4 separate regions of the Homo sapiens genome follow, and regions 1, 3 and 4 are each linked to region 2. A link is a loop called in an ENCODE intact Hi-C map of the cell type or tissue named here. Cell type or tissue: PC-9. All regions are shown on one strand.

Region 1 (8,000 bases), 310 kb before region 2:
TAGTCTTATACTTAGTGCATCCCCAGATCAATGTGATGAGACCCCTGTTTCTACTCCTGGTGTATGTTCACAGAGTTCTTTTTCATACTCACAAGGGGAGCATTCAGGGACACTACCAAACTTTGGTATCCAGTACCCAGAAATTTACACATACAACAAGGGGATCTTATTAGTATGCTAACAACCATGTGGCCCAAGGAACAACACTCTTCATGGTAAAGGTGATTATCTGTGTTGACCCCTGTAAGAACCTCAGTGAATTTAAAATACAAACCCATTTTCACCTGCTCATGAGTTACGTGCATCTGCTCTTGCTTTGTGGTAATTACTTCTTTGGTTCTTGATTTTAATTCTTGTTCCTTGGCTTTATCGGCGGCCACTACTACCTTAGTTACAGCAGTCTTCTCCGCTTCCTTTCTTACCTGCTTTTCATAGAGAAAGGAAGAAAACACCTTAATGCATCTTACATAAAAATTAGTTCAAGACCAGCCTCGCCAACATGGTGAAATCCTCTACTAAAAAATACAAAAATTAGCTGGGTGTGGTGGCGCACACCTGTAATCCCAGCTACTCACGAGACTGAGGCACAAGAATCACTTAAACCCAGGAGGCGGAGGCTGCAGTGAGCGGAGGTCATGCCACTGCACTCTAGCCTGGGTGACAGAGCGAGACTCTGTCTCAGAAAAGAAAAAAAAGTTACAATAATCTGTCAGGATTTAGACATAAATGTCACACAAGAGGATAAGGAGGAAAGCTGGAATGATTTTAAACTGTAACAGAAAATCTATTCAAATGCGAGGTGGGACATTATCCTGGATTTATGACACTGTTCCAGCTATGAATCAAGTGTCATGTTTGTTTTGAGAAAAGTAAAAACAAAAGTCCTTTGGGGAAACTTAGAGAAATGTAATGCCTTCCCTGAAATAGTAGTTTCCACATCCAGTGTGTGCAGTGACTGAGCTCTGGAATTGACTGGTCTCTGTTTCTCTGGCCACTCTTTGCCTTCCTACCTTGAATACCATAGTTGACTTTTGCCTGCTCATATAGCCCAGGTATTTCTGGCCTACTCTGCTCTTGTGATACTCACATTGTCAACACCTTTGACATCTCCGACCACCTTTTGCTCAGAAAGTTCTAAAAGTCTGGGCCCTGCTGGGCTCAAGGCTGTCTTCAGAATGAATTGAGCACAGCTGCATGCCAAGCTCAGTGGATGGTGGTTGAGTTAATGTGCACTGAAGGACGTGGCTCTGCGGGTGCCCCATGGCAGCCTCGCACGTACCTGTTCTTGAGCAGGTTGGATGTGCACAGCAGTCGTGGTTGTCCTCTGAGCAGTCTGCTCTACAGCGCTGATCACTGGTTCTCTCACTCTGGCCATATCAACGGCAGCAACAACAGTCGCAACAGCTGCACTTTTGTCAGCATCTTGTTTCACCTAGATTAGAAATGACCAAGTAGATTACTTTTTTAAATGACATGCCCAGTAGAAAATAAAAAAGCATACTGGAAAACTGAGCCACCTAGAGCAAAATACACTCATACATAAGCATTTATTATTGCCAAGAAATACAGAGACTGTATCATTAAAACCTGTATATTATGGAAACTTCACAGATTGGAGCTTTTGTCCTAATTAAAAATGGTTTTACAAAGCATGACTACTGAATTTGGTCTTCAGTTGCTGCTATATTTTTATGTTCATATGCATTTTTCCTCCAATTTATACAGACTGAGTTTCATGGCAGAAATCCAGTTGGAGAAACTAGAATGTGAAATAAGGAAAAACAAAACCATTCTGACAGTACCTCTTTAGCACCAGTGGCAACAGCCTCTGCTGCGTAGCTAGCACTGGCCGACACACTGGCGGCAGCACCCGCAGCACCACTGATGGTCACTTGCTCCTGGACACCGTATCTCCCTTCCCATCTCTCTTCTGTCCTGATCTGAGTAGAGGTTGTCAGCGTTGTCTCTCTCATCTCAGCCTCAGATGAGGAGGCCACGTAGCCCTCTTGCTTCCAAGGGGGAGGCACTTCAGGACCTGTGGCCACGGTGGATGCCTGAGTCTTACGCATGAGCAATGGAGACCTAACAGACCTGATGGGGGATGTGGAGATTCTTGCTGCTGGAGACACGGACCTGAAAACCAAAAGGCAGAGGTCAAGAATGTCAAAGCAAGGAGGGGTAACTGGATGTGAATCATGAGATGAAAAGCTGGAAGTGCTTTAAGGCAGAGTTTTAAAATGTGTGCCTCCATAACCCATTCAGAGGGTAAATAATGTACTTGGAAGTAATTTGTTTTAAATCTCAATAAACCTATTCTTATCTGCTGTAACCCTGTAAGAGAATCAGCTTTAATTCCAAATAAGCTGGAGATTTTGTGCCTTGCACCTTCTCACATTAAAAAAAAAAAAAAATCACAACAGAAAAAGCTACTTCTTTAATATGCAGCCAAAGGAAAGACATGTCAAATCCAGCAACCTCTGTATTCCAAATTCATCTCTGTATTCCAATTCTGGGGGGGTTAGAGGATGTCAAATAGGTGTTATAAGAAGAAAGGTTTCTGTAATCAAAATGCTTGTGCCACTCTTGACTAAGCAGCTTAAGCCATTTTTTTTTTTCCCCTGCAGGACTTCCCACAGCCTTTACTATGTCAGTATGCCTTGTGAATTTCCAGGACAGGGGGACACATCCTCAGGAAGCTTTCTGCAGCATGTTGCTGGGTACAGGTTGTGCAGTGCACTTTGCAAATTGCTGCTTTAGCCGAAGTGTTTGTGGACAGCTACTTTTAATTTCCTCCATATTTGTTTACACTCGCCCCCCTTGTATTGCACTCTGGACTTATTTTAAATATCTTTAGAGTTATTGTGGGAATTGACTAACTTAAAAACTAATGATTCTGTGATTTTTGGGTAAATTGATAAAGTTGCTTCTTCCAGAATAGTTTTCATTGTTTGCTTTTTAGGTGTATCCAAAGTGCAAGTAGCATCAGTTGAAGAATTTGGGTGCTAAATCCCAGCACTGATGGCCAAAAAAGACTATTTCTGATCTATAGCAATAATTCTGGGGATTGGCCAACTATTGTAAGGTAAAATTTTTTTCAGAACTGATTTAATTCTTAATAAGGCTTATTACATTTTCCTCTCTAGGTGGCAGTATTGCCCTATCATTGCATTTTATTAATTCTGCATATAAGAAAATGTTTATAAATGCATCTTGTCACTATCTAGGATATTTAGCTTACACTGATCATACATGAAATGATTATTCTAATTAAGCTCAAGGTACAGTTGATATTTTCTCTAACTTACAGAGTACCCTAACAGTACATTACAACATTAACCAGTTTCACGAAGAAATGTTTATTTTCTCGAAGAATGGCTTTTTTTGTGTGAAAATCCATTTACATTTTGTAAATGAAGTTGTAATCAAACTAAAGGGAAATCTAGGGAATAAGCCTCTTTTCTGAACATGACTGCCTTTGAAATATAACAAAAACCAAGTTAGAATAATGTGTGGTTTCCACTAACTGAAGAAAAGCAAAGAGACATGTGCTTTTAAGTTTCACCCTGTGCCTTGTTCTTGCTGTACTTAGTAAATGGGTTTAATTCAAAAAGAGTTAAAGACATGATTAGCATGACATGACTGATTAACAGCAGGACACAGGTAAGCCCATAACTGTGAAAATCATTGTAATTTTGGTCATTATAGGAGAGTGCTTATTTCTGTACTTACAACAAAAAATAATCACCTGGTCACAGCGAGATACAATGCACCTTATTCAATGAAATATGTTTGCCTTACTCTACAACAAAAATCAAGATTAAACTATGAGATATTTAGGAAGCAGTCTATCTTTGATAACCATTATTTTCTCTGCAAATTGGCATTTTATTTCTTAATTATTGGAAAGCAAAATTTTGGGGCAATTTGGATGGTTATTAATGAACTTTCAAAACTGCTAAGATGGTCAAAATGCTCCATGGGATCAGGGACACTCCATGATTCTAAATGACCCTTAGGCTTGGGTTTTAAAATATAGTTAGGTTGTTATCTCCTCAAGAAATTGCATTTGGCTTGTGTTGTGATTTCATGGTGTGCAAACTTGGATTTAGCCTGAGACTGAACATTTTTTTTTATTCGACTGCTAGACATGTTTTTTAAAGTAAGCTTTTTGTTCAAGGTTTCATGTTAGTGTTTGCCAATATCTTTACATTTTTGTGGCTAAAACAATAAAAATTGGAAAACATCTAGCATTTTTTTTCACATGTTTATTGGACTTTTACATTGCCTCTTATGTTAAATACTTTTTTGTATCTTTTGTCTTTTTTTGTGTTGCATTTTTTTCCTTTAAAAATTAATTTGTGGATGATTTTTAATGCATTTAGTGCATTTATTGGTTATTTGTCGTAAGTGTTGCAAACATTCCCCCAGATCCATTTCTTTTAATCCATTTCAATATTTTGCTTGTTTATGGGTCTTATCCAGCATAAGCTTACGTAATTTTGTATGTTATATACTGTTTCTAGGCTGGTGTTGTCTACCTTGTAGCCATTTTATGTTTATTGTGATACTTTTATGGCAGAGGCAATGAAGTACCTTGAGGAGGAGAAAGGTCTTAAAATTTTTTCACAAGTGCTGTTTGGTTTAGAAATGACTTTTTGCTTTTGCCATACATACATGTTGATTTTTATGTAGTTGAATCTGTAACTGTCTTTTTAAAAGCTTTCACCCATAAATGCTTTTGCAGATTGTCTTCTCTTTTTTTTTCATTTTTTAACTATTTAATCAAGCTGAAATTTATTCTGTAAATAGTGAGAGGCAGAGGTTTATGTTTGTTTGCTTCCAGATGGATAGCTAATTGGACCAGCATTCTTTATTAAAATACCTCTCCCTCCCCTGAATTGAAAGGCCACTTTGCTTTTTGAATTCCCTATATACTTGGATCTATTATACTTGGATCTCTTTCTGGACTCTCTGTTTTGTTCCCCTGGTGTATTTTTCTATTCATTTACCAATACCATACTGTTCTGATTATAGTAACTTTACAGTATGTTTGAATATTATTTAGGTCAACTATCTCCTTATTATTCTTTTATAAAAAATTTTCTTGGCAGGGAACATCCATGTGTTTTTTATTTCATTTAAATTGATCAATAAACACTTCTTTGCTCAAATTTTGTACATTTTTCATTTCATCATATTAAAAGTTTCATCATGATAAACTAAATCCCAAACTTTCAAAACTGTTGTGGACAATTTACACTTGATTATATAATTTCTGAGCCCTGATCATGATACATGATCACCTTCTAAAATACTTCCATATTAAGTAAGCATAGAAGTCCATTTTATTTTCTAGATAAAATAACACAAGCATATGCAAAATATTTAAAAGGTTTTACTTACCATCTGAATATAAGAATATTGGCATAATTATTTTCTATTTACAAGGCACTTTCAACTAATTATCTCATTGAAGCCCCAAAATGCAGCTTGAGATCATTCTTATTGTGACTCTCTTTAATTTACAGATGACACAACTGAAACCTTAAATAAACTGCTTAACTTCTTTAATTCCAGTTACCTATCAATAACATTGAGGATAATAATTCTTACAGGTTGTGAACATTTAATGAGATAATGTATGTATAGTTCCAATCTGATAGAGGAAGTGATCCATATATAATAACAATTATTTTATTATTTATACTTATTGCCCTAAATCAAACTGTTAAGTGATCAGGCTGATTTGTCCTTAGGGCTTTGAACTCTAACTTCTGTGCTCTTCTCCTTTCACTGTGCCATATTTTGGCCCCTAAAGTAGATATTTATTACATGAAATATAAATAAGAATTCAGAAGTTTATAAGGGTCTTCAATTTACCTGTGGACAGTGAGGATTTGTGAAAATCATATTCAGTAACTTCTTGGTTTACCTCCTTTGTCACCTGCTACATTTTTGAGTGCATGAAACTTACACGGGAGGAGGGCAGGGAAGTGCTGGGAAGAGAAGTGCGTGGTCCCTAGCGAGGCCTGTGCCCATGGACCTAGGTGAGGACAAACACTCCTGCCTTCCCGCCCAAATGTTGCATTTCCCAAGATCACCCTGACCTGCCACGCCCACACCCTATGCCTATAAAAACCCCTGAGACCCTAGTAGGCAGACACACAAGCGGCTGGATGTCCAGAGGAACACGGAGCCCCACAACCTGCCCGTTTGTATGCTCCCCTAGAGGTTTGAGCAGCGGGACACTGAAGAAGCGAACCACTCTCCGCGTCGCATGCCCTGCGAGGGGGACAAGGGAATCTTTCTCGTTTCAAAACCTAGTTCCAAAATGTGCAATAATCTGCTCTCTCTATGGCAGCTTTACCTGACCGGAGATGGGGTCGGTGCCCGCACGTGTCTGACCGGGGAAGGGGAGTGTCTTATGGGCGATGGGGACTGCTGCCGAGCCAGCTGTGCTTTGGCAGCAATAGACGGTGGTGTTGGGGATCTTGACTTTGGCTTCGGAGGAATCCTGGGAGGTGTTTTATGTGGCAGCTGTTGCCCAGCGGCACCATCTATGACCATCTCAACTGTTGCAATTGATCTGGCATCAAAGTGGGCTTCAATCTTCTGTAAAAGATTAAAACAAAGCCCACGTTGAGGAGGAATAGCTGGGGACGCAACAGCCTGAAAGGCTTGAAAACCAACAGTATAGAAAAATACCTTTTCAATTCGGGTTTGTCTTGATTCTGAGATCTGAGCAGTCGAAACAATTGTCTTTGTCTTTTTAGCAGGTACTTCTTCTTCACCTGTGGGAAGGGAAAGATGAATGTTTGGGAGGGGGCACAATGACCCATTTTAAAAGAGATTCTGTTAATTCTGACTACAAAGTCAAAAAGATTTTCTGGATATCCCAATGGAGAAAATTGCAGAAAGTTTTGGATTTTGCATGAATATAAATTAGGTTTAAAAATAGAAAATGTTCATTACAAGATAAAAATTTACTTAGAATGATTTTTTAAAATTTCATTATTTGCCAATAATTTGGAAATGTAGATCACTTAATTGAAACCCTTTCCAGTTTATAATGAGATTCATAAGCACAGATTGCTTCTATTCTGCGCTCCTGACTAGAATCTCAGGGACTTTTCATGGGTGTCGAAAAGCCAGCTTTTATATCAGCTCACAGCATTCTTCCCAGGGCTGTGAGAGGTGGCAAGTGGACGCTTGGCCCCATTTAGACACAAACCAGCTCTCTCCCCTTCTCTCTGTTCCTCAACCTCCAGCACGTACCTTGAACCAGTAATTCAGCAGTCGAAGTAGCTCTTCCAACGCTATTGGTGGCATTTACTGAATAGGTCCCTGAGTCCTCAGGGTATGCTTCTGCAATCAGTAAGCTGTAGAGGTCGCCTTCTTGTGAAATTTGGAAATCAAGGGAGCTCTGGATTTCGGCTCCATCCCGGTAGAACTTCACCACAGGTGTAGGGATTCCAGTCACTCTCACTTGGAGTCTCACTTGGCTTCCTTGTCTCACGGTCATGCTCTGCAGTCGTTGAACGAAGTTGGGTGGTGCTGTCTCAGCTGCGGGGACAAGAGAACAAAGTCAAGAGTGAGAGCCAGGGTGCTCCCTACAAGGTATTTTTAAATAATCACAGCTCCAATTCCAAAACCAGGTGATGACTCGCCAATCTAAACATCCTTGAATGTCCTTGAACCCAGCTCACCCAGCAATGACAGCAAGAATGGGAGCCAGGAGATTACAGAAGGCTTTCTCACCACCATATTTTATTTTATTTGCTTTGTTTTGCTGAGCAGTTTAGGCCACCACCTTTTGTTTCTTTGTTTTAAATAAAAGCTCTAGATTTTGTTATAACATTTCTTGAGAATCTTTCTGGTACTTCCCCCTCTACCTCACATCTAGCGCTCTATTAATATGTGAAAGCCATGTTGCATATTCCAGTAAGTTGCATTAAAATGAATTCCAGTGGTTGCTACGATGGGTGTACCTGTTACTTAAA
Region 2 (8,000 bases):
GTTCACAAAGACTTACGTAAGAATGGTCATAGCAGCTTTATTTATAATGGCCAATCCTGGAAACAGCCCAGGTATCTATCAATAATAGGAAATTAAGAAAACAAACTGTAATATTGTCATACAGTGGAATACTACTCAGCAATAAAAAAGAACAGCAATAAAAAAATGAAGCCTTGTAGAAAAGCGTACATGTTGCGTGACTCTATTTATATAAAGTTTTAGAACAGAAAAATCTTATGGTAGAAAAAGGAACAGTGGTTGCCTTTGAGGGTCAAGTAGGGACAGGAATTGACTGGAAAGGGCAGTGTGGAAACTTTCTAGGGTGGTGATAACGTTTCCTATTTCCATAGCACTATATGCATTTGCCAAACCTCAGTGAACACATATTTCTATGCACTTCATTGCATGCTAATTTTATGTAAAAAAGCCAACAATGAACTCTAGTTAATGATATGCAATTTAAAATGCATCAAATAATAATATGAAATGATGAATGGATATGTGACAAAGCAAGCATAGGTAATGCTAATTAGCATCTAGGTAGTGAGTACACTATAAAATTATTTTAACTTTTTAATGTATTTGATAATTTTCATAACAAGATGTTGGGTAAAAATACAGGGTGCAATGTTTACCAAATAGTTTTGCTGAGAATTTCATTACTGATTTTATGACAGTAAGATCATCAAATTCTTCTAAGTGTCCATTGAGAAGTAAGTTTCTCTTAAAGGCTTCTGAGACTATTCGTAAGTGTGATGTGAGCAATCAGTTCTCAAATCTACTCTGGTTTATAACTGTCAAAGTGGTATTTCGATCCTTTCACCTTTACAAAATACAATACATATATTTTGATGATATATTCTGAGCAAATCTGTTGGCCATAAAGATAACATAAGAGTTAAGATGAGAAAACATTCCTAAGAGAAAAATCAAACATACAAATTTTATTTACCCTAACTTCCAGACTAAAAAAGAATCTGTAACTGTAATAGAAAAGAAGTGAGGCTTGGTCATAAATAGTGAGTGGTCTACTGTGTTCTGAGTGGAAAGGCACCCAGTCATCTCTCATCTCTCCCCCAAGACAGAAGCATTTGGACACCCTAAAGACATGGTATTCAGCTTGTGAAGACTTCTAAGGTGCCTCCTGGAGATTCACTGGGAACTGGCTGGAGTTCAATAGCCCTTTTGTCAGAAAGTTTTCTACATGCCTAACTTAAAATCCCTAATAACACTGCTCCTGATAAGTAGCAGTTGATAACTACTTTCAGTTAAGAATTCCTATAAAATTACATATAGGAATTATACATACAGCCTCATAAAGTTCTCCAAAAAAAATCTTTAAAAATGTGCCCACTGCTTTCAAAATATTTCATCATAGTTCTGGCTGTCTTTTGATCTCTAAGTTCTTCATGTTCTAGTACAGGTTCTGCTTTTTCTTGAAGTAGAGGGACTAGTGTTTATTCTCAAGCTTTCATGTTTGCTTTAAAATTCTGCAGTAATGTTGAGTCATATTAAGTGTCATACCCATGAACTTTTTTCAGTCTTAAAGACTCCCCTGTATTTATGCCAGCTCACGGAGTGTCCTTAGTTCTATGCCTCTATTACAGTATCAGTCGGCCATTTTCTGTTCATCATCACTGCCTGAGTTTACCAAGAGACTGCTCCTCTCTAAGCATAGCCAGCACTAATTGTGGTCTTTTCATGCTTTGTTCTGTTTTTTTTTTTTTTTTAACCTCATTATTGGGATACTTAAATAACAGATTTATGCTGTTGTTGTTTCTACTGGTCGGTGCTCGCTCACTAATATCCAATCCTAGTATGATTTTCTTTTACTTGTGTCTATTAACAGGGTTATGTCACACCTTGTCAACCTCAAAACAGATGATACTCATCACTTGTCTTCCATCTTGCTGTTCTATTATCTTCCTACAAAAATAGCTAATTTGTCAGATTTCAAAGCCTTGTTATTTACTGATGAGCTTACCAACTGGACCTTTTGTATCTTCAGTGTGTAATTCTGAAGATGCATTCTGATACACTAGTGAACTGGGGGTGACGGTGAAGGGGTGGTGGAACTAAGGGGGTGGGGCGGCGAACATAGGCAATATGCCATTTCCTCACCATCCCATGCTTGTCATGTGAGACAACAGAAAGGATAAAGAATACTCTATTTTTTATTCTGAAAAGATAATTATAGCAATGATACCTTCCATTCTGTTTATTTCTGGATATTTTGGCTTCAACAATTCTTTATATCATATTTTATTCTTGAAATTGGTATGACTTCTCTGTTTTACAGCCTGAGATAAATTCTCAGATATTTTTTTAACAGTAAATGGCAAAGCCAGATTTTTGAAGCCAAGTATTCAAGCTCCAAACACTTTCCATTATATTCATTACAGTTCTTGTTTTAGCTGGTATGTTCTTTCCTCTACAAGTACTGCCATTATTTATGCTTCTTAGCTAAACCTAGACTTTTCAGTAGCATGTATGAAAGTCAAATAATGTCAAATGGTAAGTTTCTACTTCATTTTATCTCATCAGGGTATTTGTTGCTCTATATACCAGCATAGTATATTTTCTACTCCCAACTGAAGCTTTTCATTTTTAGGACTGAACGTTAACAATAAGTCTACTAATTAGGTTAACTGCTTAGCTATGTTCCAGCCATGTTTTTAATGCTAGAGAATTTTTCCTTTGGGGGCTTAAGCAAAGATATCCTAATCATACAGATCTCACTACTGATGATAATATACTTAATGGTGCTTGTTTCTGCCTGTACCATTCCCTATAGGCTGAAGATGTAAAGGACATTAGCAACCACAGTATGTTTAGTTTTTAGTAGCAACAGTATTTTACTACGGCCTTGTGTACTTTGGGTAGGATGTGAGAAGGGGAGTAGTACATAATAATGCCCAATCTCTATTAGCAAGTAACTTACAATGTAGTAGAGAATTCTGAACTATTTCTTCAAATGTAGACCATAGATTCAGCTAACTTCATAATCACATCATTGGTAACAATGGGTTTAGATCAGAGTATGGTTTACTCATCACTGTTAGTAAGGTAACTTAATTGTCATGCTCACGCTAAGGAGTACGACACTAATAATACCACTCCGTATGTCAGCTAATAAGATAACGAAATAACAAACATGTTAAGACTAGCTAACACATGGGAGCAATAGCCAATGTAAATTTGTATAAAGTGAGAAGTATTCAATCTTCTACCTAACAATGAAGCCTAGACCTGCCATCAATATCCCAGCTGGCAGGCTGAGCAGTTTCATCAACATCACCAATGAGTCACCAGAACTGAACAAAGTGACCAACAATGAGGACTGGGAACAAAGCCAATTTGACCTAAAATGAAGTCATCATTTTTGCATAACTCTGCTGGGTTAGACATGTGCGAAGAACAGATGCCAAACTGCCATTATATATTAAGCTTACACAGGAGCAAACAAATGATAAAAGAAAAAAAAAATCCTCAAACAAACAAAAAAACCCAAAAAAACCAAAACAAAATGAAACTAACCCTGCCAGCGTTTCAATAATTCCCTGAGATGGGCTAAAGGAATGTGGGAGGTTGTGACATATATACCAATTACAAATGAGTGGTTCTTTCAGAGACTTGCAAGCTGATGTTAATTTATGACATAGAAACAGCTTGTGGTTTCAAACACACTGCAGTCACTTTTTTCACACGTTTACCTTAAGTGAGCTTTGACCCTATGGAAGAAAGTTGCTTTAGGGCATTACTGGATTTTCATTCATAACTCTATGTACAGATACACATATGAAAGCAGCAGCAAATTTACAGATGAGGAGCAATGATATTCATTATGTTAAAATCATACTTGGCCTCATGTGAAACACTCAATTTACAAGTAACATTTATGAATCCTGCCTTATTTTACTTTTTGTAGGCAAGATAGCTTAAGGTATATAAAAATTAACTCATTTGGCAATTATAACTCCATGAGTTGATGGCAGAATTACTAACAAACCAGTTCCTTTCTAGCAAAGTCTTAAGAAAAACATTCTAACTACTCTGAAATTCAGAAGAAACAGATATTGAGTATTGATATTTAGTTATTGAGTATAACTAAATATCTAAAGTAGTTAGTATCTAAGAATCTAAGAATAGATTCACTTGTAAGTCAGTTCTAACTTTAAAAAAGTATGTTTAAAACATACTTCAGACTGCAATGTAACAGGGATTATTACTAATGCCTATAATACAGCATTCATATTTAGGAGGAATGGGCATCTGTTATGCATGAGCAAGACTGGGAATAGGAGAAGACAAGATTCCTTCCCTCAAAAGAGCTTACTGGGTACAGACATAAACAACTGTAGAATGTGATAGCACCATCATGAAGACTGAAATAAATAATCACAAAAGTTCATACTCATAGCAGTAAAGCCCCAAAGGACTGAGAAGATGATTCAAGTATAGAAAGAACTTCCTGGATGTTCTCAGAAGCAGTGACCACATAAGACAAGAGGGAGCAGTTGAACTTTGCCCTGAACTTCCTGGCATGTTTGACTAGGAAAAAAGGCTGCACCATTAACCTAAATTGTTCCAGGAGGAAAAGGTGATAAATATTGTCAATCTTTAATCAAGGTTGAAATGTCAACTAGGCAATTAAAAAGAAGTACAAGTCTAGATTTCTGGACCAGGTATGTAATCCAGAACATTGGTATAAAATAAAAACTCTAAGGATGAGATACCGAGAAAAGAGCCAAAAGCATTCTGAGGACAGGATCTGAGAGAGCACATGTTCAGCAGGCACATCTTAAATTAGGGTTATGCGACTGTACTCACAGTTATTTCAGAGGATAGCATCTTCAAGGAAGGAGACACTGTCTAGGAAAGGTTGCTCAATGGTGTAAATGTTGCAGAGAAAAGGGTAAGGGATTCAGACGGAGAAAAAAACCATTCAGTTTGGTAACTGGGAGGCCATTGCTGACTTTCAAAAGAACAGTTTCAGTAGAGTGCTGTGTAAAACCAGACTGCAAGGTGCTGAGTAGTGAGTGATGAGGATGTAGGGGCACTGGATGTGGATTTCTCCAAGAAGTCTGTCAGTCAGTGAAGAAGGCTGGAAAAACTAGCAGGTTAAAAGGGAGGGGTTTTTTTTTTGCATTGGAAGATACACGAGCATGTTTGTAGACCTCAAAAAGGAACCAGTATACAACTCGTTTATAATTTTGTAATGACTACAAGACTAAAAAATAATTTTTAATATTTTAAAAAATGTTCTGAAATAAAAATACATAAAATTTAAATTATATGCATTTTACCATTTAAACTTAATACAAACTTAAAAGAACTAGCATTTCATGATAAATTTTATTTCTAAAGGGGTCATACAGTTCTGTTATTGGACTACTTCAGAATTTATTTTGCTTTTAGACTATAATGAGAAACTAAATTTTATTAACAATTGCTATTTTAGTTCCTGAAAGATTACTCTGATATAAAGGATTACACTGAAGTAATTATGTATGCCTTCTTCCTCAGCCCTCCTCCCCTAAAGACAAAGTATCTTCAGGGTAGTTAATAATTTTGAGAATATTTTTCAAGTTGAAAAAGAGAAAAATTAGAAATAGTATTCCATTATTAATAAGTTCTTAAAGATCTAAATTGTTCACAATAATTTTTCATGATAAAACATGCTTATTTATTATATACACATGCTTACATATGTATTTCCTGTCTAAAATACATGCAACCACCATGAAAAAACAAATATTAAACCATCCTCACAGTCCTAAGAATGCCCTTTTAAATAAGGCACTCATGTTTGGAAATAGGATGTAACTACTAAATTAAATAAGATGTTTAAAGAAGTCTTTTATTAAGCACAAACAACTTTTAATACATTATCAATACAAATAGGAAAAGGTCTTTTAATGACTATGATATATCAAAGATCTGAAAGGCTTTCTCTGTATTGACACAATAAAAATAATCAATTCTGAAGAATTACAAAGTAAAATTTTGAGGACACCACTGTCTACTAACAAGAGTTTAACTACTGTCTAAATTTACTAAATCACCTGTGGAGGAAGGGCAACTTTTTTTTTTCTTTTTAATAGAGAGAATTCCTACTCTTATTAGCACCATTCAAAGCTTATTATCAGTTGTTTGTCTACAAACTGACAGGTCAGGTAAAGCTTTAAAGCAAGTTTTCAGTGCAATGTTTATAGTTCCTTCTTTTAAGATACTTGGAATCTACAGCCTCGAAGCATGTTAAGTAATTATGCCTTGGTAGTAGCAAGGTGTTAACATGTAAAGAGAAATGTGTCATGAAAAGAAATGAGACTTATTTTGGCTGTGAAATGCATCTTAAGGTGTGGTGGCTAATGCTGTAGTATGTTGACAACATGCGGGATTATGAACTGCAAATCTGTAGGTAGCTGGTAGCTATTAGCTCTCTGTGGTCACCATTTCAGGATGTCTCAGCTGCTGCCTTTTGAGATTAACTAGTTTCATCCTGTCTCTGATGTTTTCTGCAGTAGAAGCCATGTCACTTGGACTCCCAAAATATTGTTCGGTTCTAAAAATCAAAACACACAGAAAAACCTCAGATTAATACAAATCTATTAACTGCAGTGAATACAAATAGAAGCAAAAATTTACCATAAAAAATCTACATGAGATAGCCTATGTGTAAATATCAGTTCATCGGTGATCATACTGTTTGAGCAGGAAATTCAGCAGGAAAAACATTTTTTAAAATGGCATAAAATACATTAAGACATGATGAGAAAAATATATTGATGGTATAAAGGTTATATCATGTGTAGTTATGATAATAGCAACAAATTGAACAATGAAACACTGGAAATATGTGGGTCCAGAAGGATGCACAAACATAAAATTTATACAGGTACTTGAGTGCTACCGGCTGGGGACACCACTTGTCTATAGAGCTGGCAAGCAAAATAAATATTCTTTTTAATGTTATGACATTTTTTGGTACATTAACAGATAAAATTATTAATTTTATTCTACTCTCAAAGATACTGTATTCAGAATCACAGAATATTTTTAGAGCTGGAAGATTTCTTAGAAATTATCAGGTTAATCTCTTTATTTTTCAGATCAGAAAAGTGGAGCCTAGCAAGTTAAATGATGTAAGCAAGGTCACCCAGGGAAAAACCAGAATTTGAACCTAGGTCTTTGAGCAGTGAATCCAGAGAGACCATCAATCTCTTTTATTTTACCAGGAGAAGGTATAAAAGAGAAATCTGTCTAACCTGTCAAACAAACTATACATGGCATAAACAGATTACCATTATATTAATAATTATGGAAAACACTACACACAACTTTGGGAAATATTTAATTCAGCAAAATACCTAAAAGAGATATACATAAGTTTTAATATGAATATAAAGTGGAATAAAACAGCAATTCCAAAATATTAAAGGTGGGTGTGAACTTTGAATATATAGTACTAACATTCTTTTATCTTAAAAGGATGGATGAGGAAATGACACATGGACTATCTGTGAAACACAGACGAGAAGCTGAAGCAAGCATACCAGGGAGAGGTGTTCCTAGGCTGACATGGGTAGAACAGGAGACTGACTGTGTGACAACTGGCTGTGAAATGTAGGAATCAGGGAGGGTAAGGGATCCTGGAATGGAACAACCAGAAGCACGCCTGTAATTCTGCTACTAGCTGAATTTTGTTGTCTTTTATTGCAGATGTGTAATACAACTTTAGGTGACTTTAGGCTACCTCTGATTGTTCAAGTTTAGGTGGGGCTTGAGATAACGTAAGTATAGACTATGAATAATATTATTTCAAGGGAATAAAATGCCATCTTTTCAATATCAATCCCAAATAATCACTGGAAGATCATGGCACAGTAGTAGCAGTGCTTATTATGTGTCAGATCTGTTTTAAGTACTTTATACTTATTTAGCTCAGGTAATTCCCACACCCCCATAACCTGAGGAAGGTATGAGTGTTACATGGCAGT
Region 3 (8,000 bases), 220 kb before region 2:
TGCTACATATGAATTTAGAATTGTAAACCTCAAGTGAGCTAGGATTAAGTTTATAGCTATCAAATATTTTTAAAATTATCTTTACAAAATTATAGCCATAATAATCATTCTCATTTTATTTACCTTAGCTTGGATATCTAGTTCCAGATATTTATTCAAAATCTTCTCTGATTCAGAACGGGTAGAACCAACATCCATTGCATTAGAAAGTACTGGACTGATTTTCTGAATTGACATTTCCACCTTTAGGAGTGAATAATATATGGCAGTCTTAGTAATATATTTTTGCATATATGTACGCACATGTGTCAGGAAGATAAATATTATTTTATAGATTCTCATTATACTTGAAATGTATTTTATCAGTATTAATCTAATATAGTTTTAAATATTCAGAATTTCATGTTTTAATAACGCTGCTCTTCATAGGAGGTAATACTTGTGGTCTACCAACAAATGTTTTATGTTGAAAGATATTTCTTTTATTAACAGCTATTAGATATAAGCAATCATCCACATCCTCTAAGAACTTATCTATATTACCTATGAAGGATAATGCACTTGCTAACACATCAACAGAGATGAATTTATCTGTGAGTTGAATAGGACCCAATTTACAGGCACGTTTTAAAGGCAAGATCCAGAGCATGAGCATTGCAGTATTTTGGGAAGAGGGACTCTGGGGGAGCACCAAACCCTGGACGTGTTATAGTAAAACACAGGGACATACTTAGGACATTTAATTGATGAGCTTGGAGGACTATGATTTGATCCTCAGTGGACATGAGTCATTGACTAAAATGACCCTTGAAGGGTTCTGTTCCATTCAAGTTACATGCTTTGTCCCCTCGCTCTAACTCTAGTCCATACTCCCCAGACTCAAATTGGCTCCAAATTGGCAATAGGACAAGCAGCAACAGCTGAGGTCCTACTGTTCCACTGCCACCAAATTAGCTTGGGTCTCAAGCTCCAGGCAATGCAGCACCACAGCTGCCACCATATTTGGAAACTCCCTAAACCCAGGCACCAGAACAAGGATAAAATCCCCAAGTTTCTGGATTAATAACAGGTGAGGAAGCAATTTAAATACAGACATTGATATTTAATGCCTTCTCCAGTGAAGTCTACTAATTCTATTCATGTAAGTTCAGGCATATAAGTCCACCGTATCAAACGAAAACATCATTGAAAATTTGAGACCAAGCCTCTGCAGCAAGATTCATTAGCATCAATGCCACTGAGATATTACTAGTTTTTACTAAAGATAAATAATTTTTTTATTTAGTCAAATTGTAGCTCCTTAGTCTTATTCCCCTTTGGAAACAGGAAGTAAAATTCTTCCATACCAAGCCATCATGTTCACTCTGCAGAGAGGATTTTCACATGTATGTTTATATGCAGAATGACTGTGTTGCCTTGCACTGGTCTAGTTCAATAAAATATAATAATGGCAATTTATTCCTTGAAAAACCTAAAACTCATAATATTTGGGATCTGTCTATGTATCAATCTATCTACCTGTCTACAGTCCTGGTGTTGTATGGTACCATGGTAACAGAAACTTGTGCATATTTGAACCATGCTCAGAACCATGCAAATGAAAGATCCACTCTATTCCCATCTGTACTTGGTTCAGTTAACACAGTACTGTGCAAAGCGGGAACTGCCTTTGTGTGTATACCTTCAGGCCAGAGGCGCAGACAGGCCACCTGGGTCAGGGATGGTTGATGAACAACAGTGAATTACAACTCTGTTTAGTTCAATTAAAGGACCCAATGTGGTACATAAGGGCAGCCTAAGGAGACATGCCCCTGTCCTCCCGCCATGCCCACATACTGCCCTACCATATCATCTATTATCACCAACTTAGATATTTAAGTTTTAGTTTACGAAACTACCTTCCGTAGGTAACCCTCCACTGAGGCTGTTAGTTGTTGTTTCTTAAGAGCATATTCCTTGTGCGCTGAACACTGTTCGGTCAGATGATCCACTCGTCTCTTAATGCACCCCATCATCTCATGGATGCCGGACACCTGAGAGCTGAACAGAGCAAGCCAGCTGTTAATTCACTCCACCCCAATATAGAACACAGAATATTTGAAAACAGATCTGCTCTCATGTTAGGTAGGCGTTGGTAAAAGGCATCAGCTTTAGGATAACAGAAGTTAAGTAGCTATCATCTCGGCATAGCAGGAAGCAAAAATTATATTCTTTTGTTTTGTCTGTCAGTCCTGAGGGAAAAGATGAGTTATGGGTTTTTGCAACAAGGTCTAATCTTCTTTTCTAAAGGCTTACTTTTTAATATTTCTGTAGGATATTTTGAAAACCTTATGGCAAAGCCACAGTATGTTTACCACGACTTTTCCTTAGGATGTTATTTAAAAACTTCATTTATCTAAAGATGCTCTTTGAATAGAAATGTGGATCAGCCAATTAACAAAGCATTTACTAATCTAATAGGGTAAAATATTTACATAACACTAAGGTCCTTGTTCTCAATGATTATGAATGCTCAAGGCTGTATTCATTACATGAAAACCAAGTTATCACCAACAATTAGAAATCAAATATACTTGTTGATAAAAAAAAAAAGAAGCCATGCCTCACATTATCATTTTTTCGCCTGTGTTGGCCTCATGAGACAAAGAAAAGTGACGTGAGAGCTCCTACAATGAAAATGCCTCTAAAACAATGCATGAACTTTGAGATGGACCCTAGCTCTAGTCCAAAGATATCTTAACAAGTTTCCTCATATTGTTGATGGAATGAACACTTAAATTTTCCAACCTATCCTTAAGACTATTTAAGAAGTTGATGTCTTTCATTTCCCCTCAGTCATTTCCTTCACATACTGTATTAATAAAGATGAACATGATAACCCTTAAATTTAATTACCCAGAGTTTAAAAAGAGCTCAGAACAAGGTACAGGTTTCAGTCATTTTACCTCAAAATAATTAATTTATGACTCTGTAAAAATGAATTTAATTAGTAATGAAATGAGGGCAAGATCCTAAATGACCGAGAGGTAAAGTAACCTCACTGGAGTGATGACGATGCCACTATAGAGCTGGAAAACACTGAGGTGTGTCCTGTGGACCACAGAAGTCCCAGGTAAGTTTAATTGGAGGAAAATATGAAACCACTATGAGTAATCTTATTCCTGGCACATAATGTTTCACAGATGTTACATTTTAAACATTTAATTTTGCATTTTAATACGTAGAGACAGTGAAGAATATAATCAAGACATCAGGAGATTCTTCACATTTATCATTAAGAAATAGTTCTTAACAACACTAAATTCCATAATTCTACAAAAGCAGTGTATTGGTAATATGAATTGTATTTTGACTAGGCTTTAGACTTTGAAATATTATATGCTCAAAAGGCATTTAAAAGCCCAGCTTTCCTATATACTGTAGGCTCCAAGTTTTCTGCAGAATATGGAAACCTGGAATGAGAAAAATAAATTGAATAAAGGGCATTGTGGAAAGAAGGTACAGAGAACAAAGGTTGTGAAAGGAAATGGGCAAACACGTAGAGAAGAAACATAGCTGAAAATGGCAGAAAATGCCATTATTGAATAAAAGGAATTTGGAAATGATTAATACAATTCAGAAAGAAAAGCCAAGATAAAAGGTGCCCACTCCCACCTCTGAGTTGCCCTGTGTGGTCTCACCCCAAATGCCCTCAGTGTCTATTCCAGTTAGGGGCTATTTTACCAACTAAACTTAGAATACAGGCCTCCCTGACCCCAAGAAGCTGTAGCTTGGAGGGGAGTCCAAATTTTGAAAGTTTCCCTAGGGGAAACTAGATCTCAGTAACCAGCTCCAGCCAAGCCTCTTGATTCCTGTTCACATTACTCTTTTTTATTCCCTGGCCTTCTCCAAAGAATAAGACTGTTAGCCAGCTTCTTGCAGTTATCTATAAGTCCTAGCCATGATGTCTCAGGTACCAGAAGTACCAGAACTCAGACCCACTCTCTGACTCTGACCTGAACTTGCTCTAGCATCCCCTCCTGCTCCCAAATTTCCCACTTGAATCCCTACTTTGTCTTAATTATGTTGCTCTAATTCAACACTGACACTGAGCCCAGCCTCCTCTTTGGCCATTTGAATACAAAATGAACTCTCTTTCTAAAATGGCATCACTCAATTGTACAGTGTCATGGGAAATATAGATTATAGATGCACACTTCTTATAAATTTGCATATAGTCATAATAGCTACTATTTAATACATTCTCGCAACAGACATGCCACTTTGTTAAGTGCATTAGATGCATTATTTGATAGAATCCTTAAAATAACTTTGTGAAGTGTCAGAAAAGTAGCAATAACTTCAATTTTTAGCCAATGAAACTGAGCCTTCACAGGTGACATAACTTGCCCTAGAGACACACAGCTAATATAAGCAGCAAAGACTTGATTTAATTTCAAGTCTCTTTGCTACCTGAATAGACTTATATACTTAATAATTTTATTAAATTCATGATTAGTTATACATGTTACCTTCAGGAAATTTAAGGAAAAACAGATTACATTGGTTTAGTTTGTACCATAAAATTCCATAACGACAACTAATAAAAACAGTTATTGAGCTCTTACTGTGATAAGGCACCATTCTTAAAAAGTAGTCTGTTTTCTAATCTTCATAACAACCCTGTGAGCTGAGTAGGATTGTTATCCCCATTTCGCAGATAAGTAGACTGAGGAACAGAGACAGTCTCAGTAACTGGCCCAGTTCTGAAATGGCTGACATCTGATCTCAGAGGTCACACTCTGCCACCTCATAGTGCTTTTTCTGGGTCTATGACACATGATGTGGGGTAGGGAGTATTTTCTCCTCTAAAATTTCACTTTGCCTTGAGTTGAGTGTTCTCGGCTGTCATAGAAACAGGGATGGCCTGGCTGACAGGCTCCTTTGAAACTGGCTGGCTTTTCTAAGTAATGCAATGCCTGCTGTAGTTTTCAAAGTGGCCACTAGAGGGTCATGGTAGCTTGCTCAAATTACTACGTTTCTTGAAGGTCCCTCCAGCACAAAAAATAGGTAAACAAAACCAAACCAAGCATTCCTTCCATAAAACTGTTGCTTTTTAGCAACCTGCAATTTTAATTTAGGTGAATTACAACCAATCATATAGGATCTCTCTCTCTCTCTCTCTCTCTCTGTTTTTCAGTAACCTTGGAGATTCTGTCTCATTTTGTGGTGATTTATGCCTTATTATGTGTATCTATTGTGTTGTAAATTCTTTGAGGGAAATAAATGGTGTCCTATTTATTCTTATATCCCTTGTAGCCCTGAACACATAGCCTTATAAGTAGTAGAATATCAATGCCCATTTTCAAATCAAATAAAATAGTCTCTGGTCATTATTTAAGGGAAGAAAACACAAAAAGATTGAGAAGAACATATGCGCAGTTACCATATTTGAAATGTCGTAGTAACAGTGTCCAGTAGTTTTAAACAATGATGACTTGCACTTTTGGCCACTTGTAGAAGTTTTAGGCTATCCAAAGACTGCCCAATTTCTTCTTTGGTATGCTTTAGCATTTATAGTTACGTTAAACCAAATTTATCATGTGTAGTTTGGCTCAATACTTCCTTCTATTTAAAGCCTTAGAGGGACAGACTGAACTGCCTTGTCATTCTGTGCACCATTGCCCGTCCTGTGTGTACTCCACTCTCACATGTGGCTTAGATCCTTTTCTCGGGAAGAGAAGTTTTCATTCATCTTGGTTACTCTAGCCAGTTCCCATTTCCCTCTCTCTATGCCCTTATAACTAGGTCATCTCTGTCTGATTGGGCAGTAACCAGTTCCTTTTCTCTCATTCCCAATTAGAATATATCCATCACATTCCCAGTCCTAGGGCTTTTTCTATTCCTTCTTAGTGACACCCTAATCTGCGGGTTACATTCAGCCCTGATTCCATCCTTTTCCATTAGAAACTTTATACGATGATACCGGACTTTCCTTTTGAAAGTTCTGAAACATTTTAAAACCTGCATAGCATGCATATTAACAATTTCCTCAGCACCTGAACGGCAGGTGGTCTGATCAAAAGAAAGGTATGACCCCACTCTTTGCCAGCAATTCTTACATGAACTGAAAATAAATTGATAGAATCTCATCAGTCTCCCAGAAATGAGTCCTATTACTTTACAGTCCTATTAAATTAATGATGAGACAAGAACTGACGGTGGGTAACAGACACTTGGTTGAACCAAAAACGTGGTGGCCTGTCATTTTGTTCTGATTTGGAAGTAACACTGCTCATGTGCAGCCTGATTGGGTGGGAGAGGGGCTAACAATGGGCTTAGACTTCTAGCTCTAACAGTCTGTGGCTTTGTGATTTGCACTGGAAATATTGATTGACCTTTGGGCTGTCTCTGTAAGAATGGATTAGAGGATGCCTGTCTGTAGTGTGAACATGCGGTAGATCAGATTATTCCTGAGGTTGACTTTGACTTTTCCAAGCATCACAGACTGTGAAAGCTTCTTCAGGCATTTGTTAGAAACTCCAAATGAGAACATTCTCTCCCTTATTCATTGAGCCAATAGAGGGAAGTGGAGGGGGAAGAAAAATAATTGCTTTTTTTTTTTTTCTCAAAGAGCACAGACGTATTGACTTCTGGTTCAAGAATAGACTGCTCTATTTACTGTATGGAAGCAGTTGCCCTATCTTTGCATTTGTTGTAAATTGGGGCTGGAGGAGGGAAGCAAATTCCAATGTTAATGTGTTCTAATGATTATTTCTGAAGAATGGCAAGTTGCTTTCAAACCTTTCATAAATTACTATTGTCAGCCCATCTGGATTAGGAGCTGAACCAGATGGTAAGCACTTGACAGCTTACTCTGTCTCATTGGGAGGGATCAGCTGACCATATTTTTCTTTTTGTCTATGGACAAATTATACTTTAAAGATGGAAAAAAATCTTCCTTATCTTTAGCTTGCTGCTTCTTTTAATGGGAACCCGAAGAGTGTCTTTTTATGTTTATGGTTGTCTTTATTTTTGAGGAAACAACTGCTGCTCTCTAGTTTTCATCCCTACTTTGAAAAAGTGCCATTTATACTGTAGAAGTGAAATGCATATGTTTCTACAATAAATTTGATTCTTATTTAAGCTATATACTTTGAAAATTTCTCCCACCAAACATTTCTCTCTCTCTCACACACACACACACACACACACGCACACACACACACACACACACACACAATGTTTTATGTATAGATAACAAAGTAGAAACAGAAAGCAGTAAGTGTGGCTGAAGCTACAGGGCACCTGGGTTCTTGTTCAGATGCATGTAGAGATGGCTAGAAGTTCCATTTCTATGAGGCCATAGAGACCAACATATATGTCCTATGTGAAGGGTACCATTGCTAGGATTCTTCCTGAAATCAGTAGCAGAGCTGAAATTCTCTGCCCTCATTAGGGGAGGCTGAAAATGCTGCAGCCAACAGCTATGAGGGCCATGGAATTAAACATGGCAGAGCCATCAGGAACCACCTCAAGCCCTCTTCTGGTTTCCTGACTGCATCTTCAAGAGCCACAATATCTCCACAGACGCTTGTGTGACCCTGATCAAATAACAGAAGTACATTTTGATGCTGGACTGAAGGTCCTATGAGTCCAGGTGGTCACTGCAAAGCTGCTAAGGAGGAAAGAGCAAAGAGAGAAGCAAGCAAGCAAAAGAAAGTCAAAGAAAAAAACCCTCCCACTCCAAATGAGAGTGCAATCCAAAATCTCAAAACACATGAAGAAAAGCAAATCCAAGATATGTTCAACAACCAAGAGATAAATGTACTCTAGCTGTAAAGAAAATAAGTACAGCAATCTGACAATGACTTTAAAGTAAATGCCTGAGATCATCAGAGAGATTAAAAAAACCCAACACCCACAATAAAAGACCAAGAAACTTTGAAACAAAAAGTCAGAAATAAAACAAAATTAGACACACAAAAAAATTAGAAATCACAGAAATGAAAACAATATAT
Region 4 (8,000 bases), 350 kb before region 2:
TCCTCTTGTTGTAAAGTCAACTTTTTAATTTTAAACCACTTTAAATTCATTATTTAAAAAAACATCTAGTTACAGTTAATGCATAAGGTTAAGAAAAAAATAGTTTCTCTAAATCCTTATGTATTTGTATGTACTTAATACTACATAGACTATATTTGCTCAGGAAAAATAGTACCACTATATAAAAATGCTATCCTTGTTTGAATCAAATTCCCCATGTTACTGAGGAAGTGTTTCTGATTACAATTTAAGAGCCCCAACTAACAGAAATGTTAAACCACTTTAGGACTGGACTTCTTAACACTAAGACATTCTTGAGAGGAGGATGAATATAGCTCGCTGGTGTACAGACCTGAAACGGTCTAGCTTTTGTGAAATCAAAATTGTGTCAGCATGATAGGAGGATGATAACACTCTTAGATGTTTTTAAAATTTAATTTTTATCTTAGCCAATTGAGAAAACAAATCTACCTATTTATGCAGCATATTTCGCCCCCTTCTGATTCATGCTGATTAGGAAGCATGACAGCTGGTGACAGCAGCAATACATTACAAATTGTTACAGAGAAAAAGCGGGGCCAAATGAAACGTGATGGTCTATGATTCACAATGAAAAGTGGTAAAGGAGAGGCGAGACCATGGCATATAACAGGGAAATAATTAGTTGAATTAGAAGAGAATGGTAGGAACAACAATGATTTACATGAACTCTTGAGTAATTGTTACAGACATTGTTAAGATTCGATCTATATTTAAATGGGGTTCTGAAAGTTGTTTTACTTTACCTTCCAGACTCAGGTTGGCTGTGCTTGATACTTGGCCTACAGCATTACTAGCAACAAACGTGTAAGTTCCTTCATCTTCTGGATAAGCTTCGGCAATTTCCAGTTGATAAGTGTCTTCAAATTGAGTCATTCTAAAGAACCGAGATGGCTTGATTTTCTTGTCTTTGCTGTACCACGACACTTTTAGATCTGCGACACAAAAGAAAAGAGATACTTCAACCACAAAAATGAGTGGATTTTTACAATTTACCTGCAAACACAATGTTAATAATACTAGTGCCTACATTTCATATTTGACTTAATAACATGATACTTTTCTCTGGGCATGCCATATCTACTATTGTTAAATGATTTCCTTTCATCTTCAAGAAGGAAATGTAATGATAGAAAAATATAGCTTGTCCTAAGGTTGAACTGGTTGTAATGTTTAAAATGATAGAACTTCAGTTACATTCTCTTTAGACATTTGCATGTCATGCAGTGGAAGCAGAGACAAGATTTTGACATATTCAGTGACTTTGAGAAAAAGACAGTCCTAAGAAGAGTCATCAGGAAAGGTTTGATCTGGGCTTGTAGTTGCCTTCTGGGACAGGAAATGAGAAAAATCTCCACTTTTGGTTTGCAGAAAAATCAATCAAAAAGAGAGCTGAGAAGATCAAGATATGAAAAGTCTAAAATAGATACCTTTGAAGGCTGTAGAAAAAAAATCTCTATCTTTGTTACTAATGAGCAAAAGGTTTCAGTACGCAGTATATATGGCACAAATAATTGTAGAGAAAATAATTTTTTAAATAAAGAGGGTGATTTATTATGGTATTTGAGCATCTTAGATACATTTGACTCTTTTCAGAGTGGCAGTTATAAGACATTATAATAAAGCTAGCTATTTCTATATAAGGATTTGAACCATCTTAAAATAATAGAAAGTAAAAACCCAAATTACAGTAAAGTAGCAGGTTATTGTGTTGTAATAATTGTAGGTGATATGCACTTTAATTTTAGTTAACTGTTTGAATAGCCAAAATCAAAGCCATCTTGTTTTTGGAGCACAGTCACTATACCACTTCTTGGTCTCAAAACCATCCAAGATGATCTTCTAATAGTCCAATCATCTAGCATTTGTCTGCATTTTAATGCCAATACTTGTCTATAAAAGTTACTCTCCTGCCCATGATGGTAGATGTGTATAAATGGCAGGTTCTCCTCTTAGAGTAACAAATCTGTTCAGTTCCTTAGATAGTAAGGTAAAGTAGAAGATGAAATCCTGGCCAGGCGCGGTGCTTCACACCTGTAATCCCAGCACTTTGGGAGGCTGAGGCGGGCAGATCACGAGGTCAGGAGTTCGAGAACAGCCTGACGAACGTGGTGAAACCTAGTCTCTCCTGAAAATACAAAAATTAGCCAGGTGTGGTGGCACACACCTATAATCCCAGCTATTCAGGAGGCTCAGGCAGGAGAATAGCTTGAACCCGGGAGGGGGAGGTTGCAGTGAGCCGAGATCTCCAGCCTGGTGACAGAGCAAGACTCCATCAAAATATATACATATAAAGAAAATGAAATCTTGACACTACAACTTGTCAGCTGTGTGGCCTTGGAAATGTCATTTAAGCTTTCTGGATTAGTCTTTTCATTTGTAAAATGGCATGCGTAATAATTTATGGGCTATTCGTTGCATATAATTGCTGTGAGAATTAAATGATATAACACACATGGAAGGGCTTTATAAGCCACTGGCACAAGTCAGTCATTATAGCAAGAATATCTAACATCACAGATGGAAGCAACGTTGTCTTCAATAACACGCCAAAAGACAGTGCCATGTGATATAACATGAAACACCACCCCTATTTAGTTTGTGTGAAGGGGTGTGTGTGTGTGTGTGTGTGTGTGTGTGTGTGTGTGAGATCATCAATGGTACATCCTCTTACAAGGTTCTCTGCTTATTTCTACTGACAGCTTCTTCCTTTGGTGAACTGAATGAGGCACCAGGATACACATGAACTGCCACTGGACATGAACTGCACACAATAAGTGAGTTAACAGGTAAAACTTTTCTTGGTAGTGGACTTGGTGCTTGTGGCTGTGATGCCATGATCTGCGTTACTCATTAGCCTCTCGTGTCTTCTTTGAGGCCATTCTTCTCCCATATTACTACTTCTGCAATACCCCACTTGTCTCTCCTGACTGCCCTGGCTGAGGGCCTCATCCACGCTCTCCAGGCCTATTGTAATAATCTCTCTCCAGTTCCTGACTGCCAGTCTTGCCTCCCACATCTGTCCATCCCTTCTTTCCCTATCACAGTATCACTTCTAAAAAGTAAACCTGATCATGGTACCCAGGGGCTTAAAAATCCTGCAGTGTCTCCTAAATGTAAACAAGATCAATTCCAAAATCTTCAGCATAGAATACCAAAAACTTTAGCACGGCCTTTGCTGTATTATCCAGCCTTCTTACCCACTCATGATATCACTTTCCAACTGTACTTAAACCACTTGCTTCTAGCACATGAAGCATTATTGCAAGTTTTGATGACTTGGAGATGTTGTTTTCTCATCATAGGATGCCACTGTGTTCAATGATCCTACATATTTTTCAATGCTCAGTTCACACATCTTTCTCTGGCTCTCTCCCAGACAGAGAATGATGAGTACGTGGGCCTGTTAATAGCACTTACAACCTTGGGATATAGTTGTGTGCATGCATCTCCTCACCTACATGTCAAGCTCCTTAAAGGCAAGAGCAAGATCTGCACCCCAGCACCTAGGGTAATATCTCAATAGCAGGGAAACAATAAATGGTAGAATTAAAATTGCACAGATGCTTAAATGAATAACAGACAATATCATTGTTAAACTAATTATTCATCATTTCTGTTTAGCTAGCTGTCACTCTGTAAGCCTCCAAATGACACTGACTCATCATCTGTAGAATAAACAGCAAAAAAATAGCTTTTTTACATTTTAAGATTCTGCTTTTCCAAATTACTCCTCTACCAGTAGGTGGCACTGGAGACCTTCAATAGGTAACATTTTCGCTGTTAGAAACAGCACCTGGTTGCTCAGGGCCACGTTTCATGCTTCAGAAAGTATTACAACCCCCAAGAACATGGGAGCTTCTGAAGACTCCCAATTTCTTTCCAATTTGTGGAAAGCAGGGCTACACTTACTTAAGGCAATACCTGGCCAGAGGAAGTTCTGTAAATATTTTTAGTCCCAGTGGTATGAAACTATGTGAGTTGGCAAGTTTTTGAAGGGTCATTCTATTTAATGAATTTAATTTCTTTCATATAGAAAACAAATTTATAAGAGGATGCTAAAACCACTATATGTGTACAGATATTACCACACATAGGAAGTTAATGATCTTCTCAGTTTACAAAGCCTATTCAAACCTTTTTAAAGACATTGGTTATGCAGAAAAGATAGTGAAATTTTTCTCTTTCTACCCCAATTGGTGTCTTGTAGAGTGCTTCAGGTGTATTTCTACAACACTTTAAAGGCAATACTACCATATGTTAATATGTTATAGACTTAAAAGCACTATACCAATATAGTTAAGACAAATATTACTACTTTGAATGATGTACATATATGTTTATATTAAAAAATTCCTCTAAAAATTAAATAAATGGATAAATTATTTAGTGTAGCTTTAATGAACTTGCTTTTAAAATATATTTTGTATTATTGTGTTAGTAGGATATTATCAAATCAGTCCTCATTTATTAATATTTAGCATTTCTTGAACACTATCCCTCAAATATACAGTCTATGGTATTTGTCCATACTGGCCATACAATACTAAACATTGATGTTTATATAATTCCTCTCTATGGCTATAATAAAATGAATGTATTGAGCCCCAGTTACCTGGCAGCCATGCCTATAGGTGCTTTACATACATTATATCTTTTAATTATGCTCATAAAATCAAATAGGTCTATTAGATTTCTAGATCACCATCTCCATTCCTGAGGAGGAAATAATTGGGTCAGAAGACCAACTGAAGTACTAACCTGTTGAGAAAAATAAATCTTGACAAGGTAGAGATTGGATTATAAACTAATGGGAGAAGCATAATAAACAAAACAATACAACTTTGCAATTACTTTTGCATCAGCCTAATAAGAGGGCTGGGAGATGCCCAAGCTTTGAGAGTTTCCCTTTGGCTGGGAAACTCTCAAATAATTGTGATTATAGACAATCAGTTATGACTTGAAGTGGTTCCACATATATTGTCTCATTCTACCAAGATCAGATTCCTGGGATGAGGAAATTGGCTGGTGGTACTTGAGAAGCATGCCCCAATTAAAAATGGTAGCAGCTAACTCTGATTGATTACTGTATGATGAGCACTGTGCTATGTGCTGACTTGAGTTACCTAACTTAATCTTGATAATAATCTTAAGTGTTTGGTAACAGTCATTTAACCATCATTAATTAGTCCAGTCAACAATTACTTATGGAGTATCTACTATGTATCAGGTGATATTCTGGGGCAACCATCCACTCTTGTTTTCATAGAGCTTACCTTCTAGCAGGTACTATTTTTCAGATGCCAAATTCTAGGCACTAAAACGGAATTCCTAGCCTCATAAAATATATTTTCTAGGATTGAATGCAATCATATACTCAATGTATTCATGACAGAAGGAGAACGAGAGACATGATATATATTGAAGGCAAGATTCAAATTCAGCATCTTTGACAATGAAGCCCCGACTTTTGACCACTATAGGATATTGTCTTCCAAAGGATACCTTTCACACAAGCATTGTCCATAGACTGAATAATGTCTTATATAAATGTATTATTCTTTTGAATTATATGTAGATGCTATTATAATCTAATAATTTTAGTTTTGTCATTGTATTTTATCAATGAAGAAATTAAAGTGCAGCTACAATCATAAAGGGAACATGACCTTTTTTAATATTAGTGAAAAACACTAATTTTTTTATTGTGATAAAGAACACATAACATAACATAAACAACCATTATTAAGGGCACAAAATAGTGAAAAACACTTATCTAATTCTTAATTTAATAATTGAAATAAGTTTTCTGTTAGATTTCCATTAAGCTTCAAATTATGCATGAGAGATGTTTGTGATGGAGGAGAAGCTGACAGAATGTTTTTCCCATGTAATTATTTGTAAGTATTGGCAATGACACCTTTTGTTCTTAAACCTACCTGTTCCAGAAACCCGGCATTGAAAACGGGCTGGCTGCCCTTCAGAAGTGACAGTGTCCTGAAGCGGGGTGATGATGGCAGGTGGATAAACAGGCATTTCCTGATCAGGAGACACAACTTCTGGAACTAAAGAAAGAAACCACAAGATTTGTCATGATTAAGTCACCATAGAGACCTCACAGAAGGGAGCATGTAGGTTTATCTTAATTTATTTCACTGCAGAGTGCTTTCAAAGTTGGGTAGCAATCTACTTTTATGAGCTCCAAATTGTATTTTTAAATGCACTGGGAAAGGACAAAAGCCTGCTTCTTAGGTTTTATTTTCAGCTGGAAGTAGCGAGGCATTCCTACCTTCCACTGAGAGTGAAGCTGATGTTGTGGCAACACCATAGTCATTCTTGGCTTCACAGGTATAGACTGCCGCATCCTCTGGGAAGGCTTCAATTAGCAAAAGCGTGTATTCTTGCCCATCATGAAGAAATTTGCACTTGAAGCCAGTGGAAAGCAGCTGCTCTTCCTTGTACCAGGAAATTTTGGGCTGTGGTCTTCCGGATATCACGGCACAGAAGCGGGCAGGCTTGCCAGACTGCACAGTGACAGGCTGGAGCTCCTGCAGAACTTGGGGCGGTTCAGGAGCTAGGAGTAAATGTTGACAAATAGCCCATGAAAAAGTGTAAAAACACAAGAGAGCATGCAAAACTCTACATTAATTTGTTGCTGGCTAGTTATACATCCAGAGACAAAATTTTGGAATTGTGGTATTTTTACTTGCCTCAGAATATTAGAACATTCTTTGTGCTAAGAATGAAGAAAGCACTTGGAATTTGTCCACATGCAGAGGGAATAGCTTCAGAAAGATATTTTTGATATTTGGGGGGCATGCTGAGAGTGCCGAGTTAACCTGATTATCCCAGTTTCTGTTTGTGGTGGGGGCTTAGCGATGGACACCTGAATGAATTATACAATAACTTCCGTGTGCTACCTATTTTTAAAATTCATTTGGACAAATCATGTGGTGAAGAGGCTCATATCATTCCAGTTTGTTTGTTTTGCAAGTATTTGTGTTTATGTCATAGTCATTTTGTTATGTACCAGTGCCAGTAAAATGCAATCAGTAAGTATTGAATGAATGACTGAATTAACACTATTTCAGATCTAGTTAAATGCCATTAGGTAGACTTAACAAATTCAGCTTTCCTGTTTTGCTAACTAAAGCATATTCTCAGTGCTGTGATGAGTGAGGGGACCTGGTTAGTTCATGGAACCCAGAAATTAGAAGAAATGACTTCTGTGAGGCTGGTTTCTGACACTATCATAGAAAAGATCTTTACTTTTCTGTGCCTCAGTTTCTCCACTACTAATACAGAGATAATAAGAACTGGATGCCATGACCATTTGGTCTTCTAGGAACCTAGGGAATGCTGGCGATATGGTTCATCTTTGTGAATCTTGAGATTACCCCTGGAGTTCCTGCATCTGCCTCAGGGGTATTTTATTCAAAGAGATATGGCCTAGGATGAGAATAGGAAGGGAGGTTCCATTTTTCTCTTGCATCTAGGTTAGACTCAAAACAAGGTCAGCTTGAGATTCAGCCTTAAGATTTCTAATGAGGAGAGCAGAGGTTTAACAGCACTTCCCTGGGGACTGCTCAGAGGCTCCTCAGGAGTGCTTGGTAGCATGTGGAATTCCCTGTCCAAAGTAAGAGCCCCTGTTCTTAGAGCTTGGGGTAGAGAGGATCGAGTTCCACATTGCCTGAGGCTCTCTAGGCCTTCCAGGGTCTCAAAGAGGACTTTTGAGTTCTCCCAGGCACTCCATATCAGAGGCTGGAAACACCCCTTTCACTTGGTAGTGCTGCTAGGACTTGAGCAGTTCAGGCAGAGGGCAGAGAACTAAAATAGTTTAACAGCGAATCTAGAAGCTCATCTGGGGTATATGAAAATGGACACCCAATGGGTGTTCAATAGTTTTGAGCAACCAGATGAGGATCTGGCCATCAGGTGCTTTCTGAAAATAACTTCTCAAT

What was found. Peaks named below come from ENCODE experiments on the same cell type or tissue, not always from the same donor. Only the 100,000 strongest peaks of a DNase experiment are listed, where the experiment ranks them.
Region 1: a loop joins it to region 2, with 2.3 times the contacts of the local background. A loop is called at or near these places in 4 of 110 quality-filtered maps.
Region 3: a loop joins it to region 2, with 9 times the contacts of the local background. A loop is called at or near these places in 2 of 110 quality-filtered maps.
Region 4: a loop joins it to region 2, with 2.1 times the contacts of the local background. A loop is called at or near these places in 3 of 110 quality-filtered maps.

The regions. Positions count from the first base shown.
Region 1 is chr2:178,793,120-178,801,119 of GRCh38, forward strand. TTN (titin) reads right to left here. Exons shown (of 363, transcript NM_001267550.2): 4 at 7,276-7,563; 5 at 6,706-6,791; 6 at 6,368-6,612; 7 at 1,803-2,133; 8 at 1,280-1,432; 9 at 285-422. Among named protein-coding and RNA genes, the nearest start is that of TTN, 10 kb to the right of the region's middle. In PC-9, CTCF peaks have their summits at 3,160 (motif pointing right) and 3,359; a DNase peak (open chromatin) is centred at 3,132.
Region 2 is chr2:179,103,464-179,111,463 of GRCh38, forward strand. SESTD1 (SEC14 and spectrin domain containing 1) reads right to left here. Exons shown (of 18, transcript NM_178123.5): 18 at 1-6,565. The coding sequence ends at 6,436. Among named protein-coding and RNA genes, the nearest start is that of CCDC141, 57 kb to the left of the region's middle. RefSeq lists silencers at 3,065-3,265, 4,345-4,545. In PC-9, no CTCF peak of the experiment used is centred here; a DNase peak (open chromatin) is centred at 3,338.
Region 3 is chr2:178,886,629-178,894,628 of GRCh38, forward strand. CCDC141 (coiled-coil domain containing 141) reads right to left here. Exons shown (of 24, transcript NM_173648.4): 9 at 1,899-2,040; 10 at 124-243. The region is part of intron 1 of LOC105373766 (a long non-coding RNA gene); the gene reads left to right. Among named protein-coding and RNA genes, the nearest start is that of TTN, 83 kb to the left of the region's middle. In PC-9, CTCF peaks have their summits at 4,978 (motif pointing right) and 5,182; a DNase peak (open chromatin) is centred at 4,933.
Region 4 is chr2:178,758,199-178,766,198 of GRCh38, forward strand. It overlaps TTN (titin), which reads right to left. Exons shown (of 363, transcript NM_001267550.2): 42 at 6,329-6,613; 43 at 5,979-6,104; 44 at 786-974. Among named protein-coding and RNA genes, the nearest start is that of TTN, 45 kb to the right of the region's middle. In PC-9, a CTCF peak has its summit at 3,799 (motif pointing right); DNase peaks (open chromatin) are centred at 3,783 and 6,123.